Linked DNA regions of Homo sapiens: region 1 is linked to region 2. Evidence: chromatin contacts called from ENCODE Hi-C or POLR2A ChIA-PET data. All regions are on one chromosome and are shown on one strand. The core of a region is the stretch at or near the end of the contact, and the rest is flanking DNA. Distances in the headings are between cores, read along the strand shown. Region 1 holds the start of DVL3 (dishevelled segment polarity protein 3). Region 2 holds the start of LAMP3 (lysosomal associated membrane protein 3).

Region 1 (4,150 bases), core at 1,235-3,734, 990 kb after region 2:
TAGTCCCAGCTACTCGGGAGGCTGAGGCAGGAGAATGGCATGAACCCGGGAGGCGGAGTTCACAGTGAGCCAAGATCGTGCCACTGCACTCCAGCCTGGGCGACAGAGCAACACTCCATCTCAAAAAAAAAAAAAAAAAAAAAAAAAAAAAAAAAAAGCCGGGCGTGGTGGCTTGCGCCTGTAGTCCCAGCACTTTGGGAGGCCGAGGCAGGTGGATCACGAGTTCAGATCAAGACCATCCTGTTTAACACAGTGAAACCCCGTCTCTACTAAAAAAAACACAAAAAATTTGGCGGGCGCCTGTGGTCCCAGCTGCTCGGGAGGCTGGCGTGAACTCAAGAGGCGGAGCTTGCAGTGAGCCGAGATTGTGCCACTGCACTCCACCCTGGGCGACAGAGTGAGACTCCATCTCAAAAAAAAAAAAAAAAAAAAAAAAAAAAAGCTGTTTAAATACTATTTGACTTCCAAACATATTACTTTGATAAAAAATGTAAAGAAGGTGAAGGAAAGGGTATGAAGTGACGATATACATAAGGTGTGTGCAGGGGCTAGCAAGTGGGTTCATTTTCCTGGAGTCAAAAATTTGGCCAGGATATGAGACAAAAGGCTGTAAAAGTAGGTAGAGGTTAGATTATGGGGGGCCTTGAATAGGGATATTTGGGGGCTTTGGGGAATGTGGAAAGGTTTCTGAGTAGAAGAGGTATCTGAATGATGTTGTTATTCTAGTGTTAATTTGGCAACAGTGTATAAAATGGAGTAGAAGGAGCCCATACTTAAGACCATAGCATCCAAGGCCCTATGTAATCTGGCGGGTCTATGTTTCCAGCCTCACCTAGGACTGTTCCTTTAGTCATGATGGCCTTCTTATTCCTCAAATGTAACATGTTTATTCCTGCCTTGAGCCTGTATATTGGCTGTGCCCTCTGCCTAGAAGGCTGTCACCCCAGATCTTCTCATAGCCACTTCATCCTTGCTATTTCTAGGTCTTTTTTTCTGGAAGAAGTTTTCTCTAACCAATCAGAAACCTCTTTCTCGTTTTGTTTTGGTTGTTTTGTTTTTGTTTTTGTTTGAGGCGGAGTCTCGCTCTGTCGCCCAGGCTGGAGTGCAGTGGTGGGATCTCGGCTCACTGCAAGCTCCACCTCCCGGGTTCAAGCGATTCTCCTGCCTCAGCCTCCCGAGTAGCTGGGACTACAGGCATGCGCCACCATGTCCAGCTAATTTTTGTATTTTTACTAGAGACGGGGTTTCACCATTTTGGCCAGGCTGGTCTCGAACTCCTAACCTCAGGTGATCCACCTGCCTCAGCCTCCCAAAATGTTGGAATTACAGGCATGAGCCATTGCGCCTGGCTTCCCCTGTCACTATCCCATCACTTTGTTTTACCTTCTTCATAGCAGTGGTCACTCTGAAGTTATGTATTTACAAGCCTATGTGCTTCCCTCCAGCTGAGGGAAGGTCCTGAGAGCAGCCTTGTCTGTCTCGCTATCGCTATATCTCATGCGATATGCCTTATACACAGTAGGCCTTCAGTATTTATTAAATGAATTAAAAGTTAAGGGGTGAGGAGATCTGTGAGGAACCGGCTATACCTAGTTCTGGAGTTCTGGTTTGAGACTTACTGTCTTAGGCATGCATGCATCCACTTATCTTTTTTTTTGGGGGGGGGCGAGGGGGGATGGAGTTTCACTTTTGTTGCCCAGGCTGGAGTGCAAAGGCAGGATCTCGACTCACCGATCTCGGCTCACCGCAACCTCCGCCGCCCGTGTTCAAGCGATTCTTCTGCCTCAGCCTCCCGAGTAGCTGAGATTACATGCATGCGCCACCACGCCCGGCTAATTTTTTTGTATTTTTAGTAGAGACAGGGTTTCTCCATGTTGGTCAGGCTGGTCTTGAACTCTCGACCTCGGGCGATCCGCCCGCCTTGGCCTCCCAAAGTGCTGGGATTAGAAGCGTGAGCCACCGCGCCCGGGCCCCACTTATTCCGCATTCAACCCATTTATTAAACCACTACCTTGCAACTGGACGCTAAGGTTATAGGGAGGAATCAGAACTGGATGCTGTCCTTCTCTCGAGATCAGTTTAGTAGACTCAGTGACAGCAGTTGTGCTTCTCAAGAAACACTGAAGGGCCATGTTGAGGTCATTCTCCTCCAGGGATCCAGAGTCAGACCCACCCTCTTTCCCCAGACCATTTCTGGGGACCAAAGCAATCCCTGCATTCCACTCTTCCTGGACTGCAGAGGAGTCGCCGATCCCACTTGGGTCCGGAGTCAGGGCCTTCAGGGGTCCGGGAACGCCGCCATCCCGGTGAATCTCCCCTTCCGTTTCTAGGGACCCGGGACCGGAGCGCCGCGGCCCGGCCAGTGGGCGGGAAACCCTGCCATCTGCCGCGACGCCGGCGCCTCTCCGCGGCGGCCGGGGGCGGGGCGCGCCGGGGCGGGGCCGCGCCGGGCCGGAGGAGGGGAGCGGGCCCGGACGAAGCCCTGGGCCGGGAGGGCCGCGGCCACCGGAAGAGTCGCGGTCGCCAGTCCAGTCGGGAGAGTGGGGAGCGGAAGCGGCGGCCGCGGCGGCGGCGGGCGGCGCTGGGACCCGGTAGCGGCCGGAGAACAAGGGAGCTGGCGCCGCCAGCAGCCGCCGAGCTGGGTTGAGCCGCTGGGCCGCGCCGCGCGCCGCCGCCGTCTGGGAGGCTCGGCCCGGCCGCCCGAGCAGGCCGCGCGCGGGCCGCCGGGCCCGAGGCCAGAGCCATGGGCGAGACCAAGATCATCTACCACTTGGATGGGCAGGAGACGCCGTACCTTGTGAAGCTGCCCCTGCCCGCCGAGCGCGTCACCTTGGCGGACTTTAAGGGCGTTTTGCAGCGACCCAGCTATAAGTTCTTCTTCAAGTCTATGGACGACGATTTCGGGTGAGGATGGCCCCCGCCCCGCCTCCGGGAGCCCCGGCCGCTCTGGCTTCTAAGGGATGACGCGGTCCGTTTCGACTTGCCTCGCTACACCGGCTCCTAGCCCCGCTCTGACTTCTAGGGGCGACTCGGCCCATTTGGGCCCCTTTGGTTCCAGCCCCAGTAGCAACTCCCGTTTACCTCTGAAGAGGGGACGTTGGCCTCCCTTGTTTAAGGGGACGTCCAATTCCCCACTAGCAATCAGAGTTCCTGCCGGTGCGGTCCCCTTACCTCTTCAGAGACCAGTGGCCCACAGAGACAGACACACCCCCCCTCCACCTAGTTTCAGAGCCCGAGTCCCCCATCCTCCTCCTGCCGAGGAGCCAGAGCCACCTTTTTCCGCACAGACTTGGGTCGTGTGGCCCTCGTTCTTCGCCCCCTTCATCTTTTCAGCAGCACAGCTCCCAGCCATATTTGGAGTATGCTGCATCTGAGGGCTCTGCTGGGACTTTGAGCTGGGGGAGGGGTGTCGGGGGTGCTCGGGCGCCTGGCCGCGAGCGGGGTCTGCAGATCTGATGTTTATCTAGCTGCCTGCCCTCTCCTTTGTGGGCTGTTGTGGGTGTTGTCACCGGAACAGAGAGCCTGACCCCTGCGGAGTAGTCCTCACTGACCCAGGTGCTGATCTTTCCTCCAATTCGGGCTTTTTTCCTCCAGTTGGTGGCCAGTGGAGAGACGTTAGGAAGGGCCTGGGGCCTGGGTGGGATAGCCAGGAAGAGTTTCTTGGTGTTCTCTATCTTCCCCTCCCTGGTGGGGTCTTCCCTTCCACCCAGCTGCAGAGATCTGGACAGGCACAGTTTGGAAGCAGTCACTTTCCCTTTAAGAGGGGATGGAATGTTGGAGCCGGAAGGTTCTGAAGCAGCTGGCCTGGGAAGAGGGGGGCCTGGCTGATCCCCCTCGAACCCCCCCAACTCCCAGGAGACTGGGGGAGGGGGAGGCGCCCACACTTGCCTGCCGCCTCACTAACTGGGCGCTGGGCCTGGAGGCGGTGGGGAAGGCCCCTCCAGGCCTGAAGGCTGCCTCTCCAGCCCTAGCCTGAGGCCTGCACTGCTCTTTGGAGCTGAGGCCCCACAGCCAAGAGGAGACATTCTTCTCCCCAGTGTTCATCTGTCTGGCTTCTCTCCCAAGCCCCTGGCCCACCTAGCACTAGGAAGCAAGCACCTTCTGTCTAATGCCTGGCATGTTTTGCTGTCACCTTCTGCCCTGGAACTCA
Region 2 (4,327 bases), core at 273-2,772:
AAGGGTTTGAATCCAGTTCCGTGCCACCCCTCAAAGGCCTCCACCTCTGAGGAAGAAACCTCTGATGCATCCTTCACCTAGCTCACCTCTGAGAATTTGTAGCTCAGAAAGGAACCGGTAATGTGGGCATTTTCTCTCCACTTGCCCTTGCATTTGTCAATACTCACTGTATTTTTATTTTTATTTATTTATTTTTTTTGAGACAGAGTCTCACTGTTACCTAGGTTGGAGTGCAGTGGCATGATCTTGGCTTACTGCAACCTCCGCCTCTTGGGTTCAAGTGATTCTCCTGCCTCAGTCTCCCGAGTACCTGGGATTACAGGCGCCCACAACCATGCCCGGCTAATTTCTGTATTTTTAGTAGAGGCGGGGTTTCACCGGTGGCCAGGCTAGTCTCGAACTCCTGACCTCAAGTGATCCGCCGGCCTCAGCCTCCCAAAGTGCTGGGATTGCAGGTGTGAGCCACCACGCCTGGCCTGTCAATACCATTGTGTTTCTGAGCCTATCCATCCATTCAAGGAGCGCTCACATACAGGTCACTGTGGGTTACCGCTAGGCTGAGATTGTTTTGCTTTTTTAATAGCTTGCCCTGTGGAGCGTGATGATGACTTCCTCTTCTGTCCCCTAAAAGAACCTGAAACTGTAAGTGTGAAAGTGTGGCGCAGGGGAGAACTGCCTAGGCAAGGGCAGCTGGCACGACCCTTCTCACCTCTTCCCTAACATTCCTAGCATTCATGTTACAAGCAAGGGCCACCGCGCCCCCTGCTTGAGCATGTTAGCCGGGCGGTAGGGACGGAGACAGTTCTCTCATGACGTTCGAGTAACCAGGAAACTTCATCACAGGGACAACACCACAGCACCCGAGGACTCAATGTCTAGGGGGAAAAGCTCTGGAGAAAGCGGAGGGTCGGATCATAAAATAATCATAAACTCAGCGTCCCAGACGGCATCTGGGATGGGAAGTACAATGATCATTTAAAAAAAAAAAAGTCTTTGACACTCTTCCTACACCTTTCTGAAATGGCACAATCTGTCAGACCACATCTGATGCAAGGAAAAGCAAGACAGGAGCGCTTTTCCCGGATAACAAAGCCAAGACTCCCATTCCTAAACCCTAGCTCAGGTCTCCATCTCTTAAATCCGAGTGACCTCTACAAACTCTCCCTGAGAAGGTGTCCAGAACCCTTTTGGAAGCGAGGGACAGTGTCACTGTCTTTGGGGTTGACACCTGCTCTGAGTAACTCACGGAAAACAAGTTCCAGCTGGGAAGCCCTTGGACGCGCCACACCTCCCTACCCGCAGCCCGTCCTGTGGCGCCCGGGACTCCAGAGTGCGTTTAGATGAAAGGGGACCGACACGTCAGGGCCACCGCGGGAAGCGCTGAGGGCCACTCACCGGCCAGGGACGCGAAGAGCGCGGCCGCCGCGCTGAGCTGCCGGGGCATGGTGGGCGCTGGGCGAGGTTCTGCAGCGTGCGGCGAAGTCCGGGCAGGCCCCGAATCGGTGCCAGAGAAACCTACCTGTGCCGGAGAAACGAAACCACCTGCTTATGAGAAGCAGCCGAAAAGCCCGCCCAGGGCCGCTGGGCGGGGAGGGAAACTCCGCCGGCCCCCTCCTACCCCTACGGAGCAGGGAGGGGCGGGGACTCGGCGCAGCCGCCGGGGCCCGGGCCTCTGGGACCGTTTACCGCACGCGCGTGGTCCCGGCAGCGCCGGCCTCCTCCGCTCATACCCTGGGTCTCCTCCTTTCTTTTTCTTTTCTTTTTGAGACGAAGTCTCGCTCTGTCGCCCAGGGTGGAGTGCAGTGGCGCGATCTCGGCTCACTACAACCTCTGCCTCCCGGGTTCAAGCGATTCTTCTGCCTCAGCCTCCCGAGTAGCTGGGATTACAGGCATGCACCACCACACCCGGCTAATTTTTGTATTTTTAGTAGAGACGGGGTGTCACCATATTGGCCAGGCTGGTCTCGAGCTCCTGACCTCGTGATTCGCCCGCCTCGACCTCCCAAAGTGCTGGGATTATAGACGTGAGCCACCGAGCCCGGCCAGGGTCTCCTCTTTTATTTCTTTTCTTTTTATTTCTTTTGTTTTGTTTTGTTTTGTTTTGTTTTTTGAGACAAAGTCTCGCTCTGTCGCCAGGCTGGAGTGCAGTGGCGGGATCTCGGCTCACTGCCCTGGTTCAAGCGATTCTCCTGCCGCAGCCTCCCGAGTAGCTGGGGTTACAGGCGCCCGCCACCACGCCCAGCTAATTTTTGTATTTTAGTAGAGACGGGGTTTCACCCTGTTGGCCAGGCTGGTCTCGATCTCCTGACCTTGTGATCCGCCCGCCTCGGCCTCCCAAAGTGTTGGGATTACAGGCGTGAGCCACTGCGCCCGGCCCAGGGTCTCCTCTTTTCTAACAGCTCGGGTACCTTTCTGGGAACCCAGAGACGCTTCTCAGCCGGGAGAAAGCCAGCCACTAGGCGAGCAGGAGCCTAAAAACCCCTAAGCACCCTGACTCCATGTCTTCCCAGGGAGTCTGCGGCAGCCGCGCTCCACGCCCAGGCCTCGCCAGGACCGCGGTTTGCGGGAAGCAACAGGAGCACAGCCCAGAGGCGCTAGGTCTGGCTGGGAGCTCGCGCTGCCGACTCCCCGGCGTGCGGCGTCGGGGAACCTCTAGGAGCCTTGGATTCTTCAGCTGTAAAACGGACATAATAATGCCCACTCCCAGTGTGTTTTTTTATTTTCTTTTTTCTTTTTCTTTCTTTGTTTTTGTTTGTTTGTTTTTGTTTTTGTTTTTGAGACAGGGTCTCACTCTGTCGCCCAGGCTGGAGGGCAATGGCGTGATCTCGGCTCACTGCAAACTTGGGTTCAGGCGATTCTCCTGCCTCAGCCTCCACAGTAGCTGGGATTACAGATGTGCGCCACCACGTCCGGCTAATTTTTTGTATTTTTAGTAGAGACCAGGTTTCACCGTGTTGGCCAAGCTGGTCTCAAACTCCTGACCCCAGGTGATCCGCCCGCCTCGGCCTTCCAAAGATCTGGGATTACAAGCGTGAGCCACTGTGCCTGGCCCCAGGTGGTTTTACAGACCAGAAAATCCTGGAACAAAAAACACACAATATCGTTTTTTTTTTTTTTTTGGAGTCAGGGTCTCGCTCTATCACCCAGGCTGGAGTGCAGTGGCGTGATCTCGGCTCACTGCAACTTCGACCTCCTGGCCTCAAGTGAGTCTCCCACCTTAGCCTCCTGAGTAGCTGGGACCAAAGGCGCGTGCCACCACGCCCAGCTATTTTATTTTATTTTATGTAGAGAGGAGGTCTCGCTGTGTTGCCCAGGCTGGTCTCGAGTTCCTGGCCTCAAATGATCCTCCTGCGTTAGCCAACCATTGGGATTACAGGCGTAAGCCACGGCCCACGGCTCAACAACGCTGACAGGCAACCTTTTAATGTCTTATCTCCTTCCTCTATTAATTGGATTGTCTGTCAAAACAACGATGTTTTGACAGGGCTTGAGTCCCAGTGGGGAATACACATTTAAGCAGTATATTAGGAGACCCTCCTTATCACTAGATTGAGGGCTTTCAGCCTAGCCTCAAATTATTTTCTGAAAAATAACTTTGGCTACAACTATTTTGTCTTACTATGTTGCTCCAAACACTAATCAAGTAAACTTAACCAAAGCTTGCAGTGTGTTTCAGAATGGAATTTTTATGGTGAAAAGTGAGGGTTAACTTGTGCCAGTCAACCTAGTTTCAGCAACTACCTGCTTTCTGATCTTTGAGACAGTTTATTCAAAAGACGATAATTAAGTGGGTATAGACTGTGTGCCAGGCACTCTTCTTATTCCATTTAAGCGCCATAGCCACTCTATATGGACACTGTTGTTATTATCGCTGCCCCATTTCGCAGATGGAGAAACTAAGCACAAAGAAGGGAGTTGCCCAGAGTCACTTAGATAATAAATACCGAAACCTGACCATAAATCTTGTCTGCCTTGAGAGTCTAGGATTTTAAGCACATAGCCGGGCGCAGTGGCTCACGCCTGTAATCCCAGCACTTTAGGAGGCCGAGGCGGGCGGATCACGAGGTCAGGAGATGGAGACCATCCTGGCTAACACAGTGAAACCCAGTTCTATTAAAAATATAAAAAAATTAGCCAGGCGTGGTGGCAGGTGCATGTAGTCCCAGCTACTCGGGAGGCTGAGGCAGGAGAATGGTGTGAACCCAGGAGGTGGAGCTTGCAGTGAGCGGAGATCGCGCCACTGCACTCCAGCCCGGGCGACAGAAGGAGACTCCGTCTCAAAAAAAAAAAAATAAATAAAATAAAGCTGCTCCTCTTACCCTGGAAA

Evidence for each region. A loop is a pair of places that touch in the nucleus more often than their neighbours do. ChIA-PET counts read pairs that join two places held with the same protein, here RNA polymerase II (POLR2A). Pooled maps may share reads with other maps.
Region 1: a pooled map shows a loop between it and region 2 (6-fold over the local background). The contact joins the promoter of DVL3 here to the promoter of LAMP3 in region 2. A Hi-C loop is called at or near these places in 1 of 37 single-sample maps with no recorded cell type and 2 of 50 pooled maps. POLR2A ChIA-PET finds 5 or more read pairs at or near these places in 1 of 52 experiments (Caco-2).

The regions. Positions count from the first base shown.
Region 1 is chr3:184,152,893-184,157,042 of GRCh38, forward strand. It overlaps DVL3 (dishevelled segment polarity protein 3), which reads left to right and starts at 2,485. Exons shown (of 15, transcript NM_004423.4): 1 at 2,485-2,904. The coding sequence starts at 2,744. RefSeq lists a silencer at 2,382-2,731 and enhancers at 3,069-3,946, 3,947-4,150.
Region 2 is chr3:183,161,212-183,165,538 of GRCh38, forward strand. It overlaps LAMP3 (lysosomal associated membrane protein 3), which reads right to left and starts at 1,523. Exons shown (of 6, transcript NM_014398.4): 1 at 1,396-1,523. The coding sequence starts at 1,444. RefSeq lists an enhancer at 702-911 and a silencer at 1,524-1,733.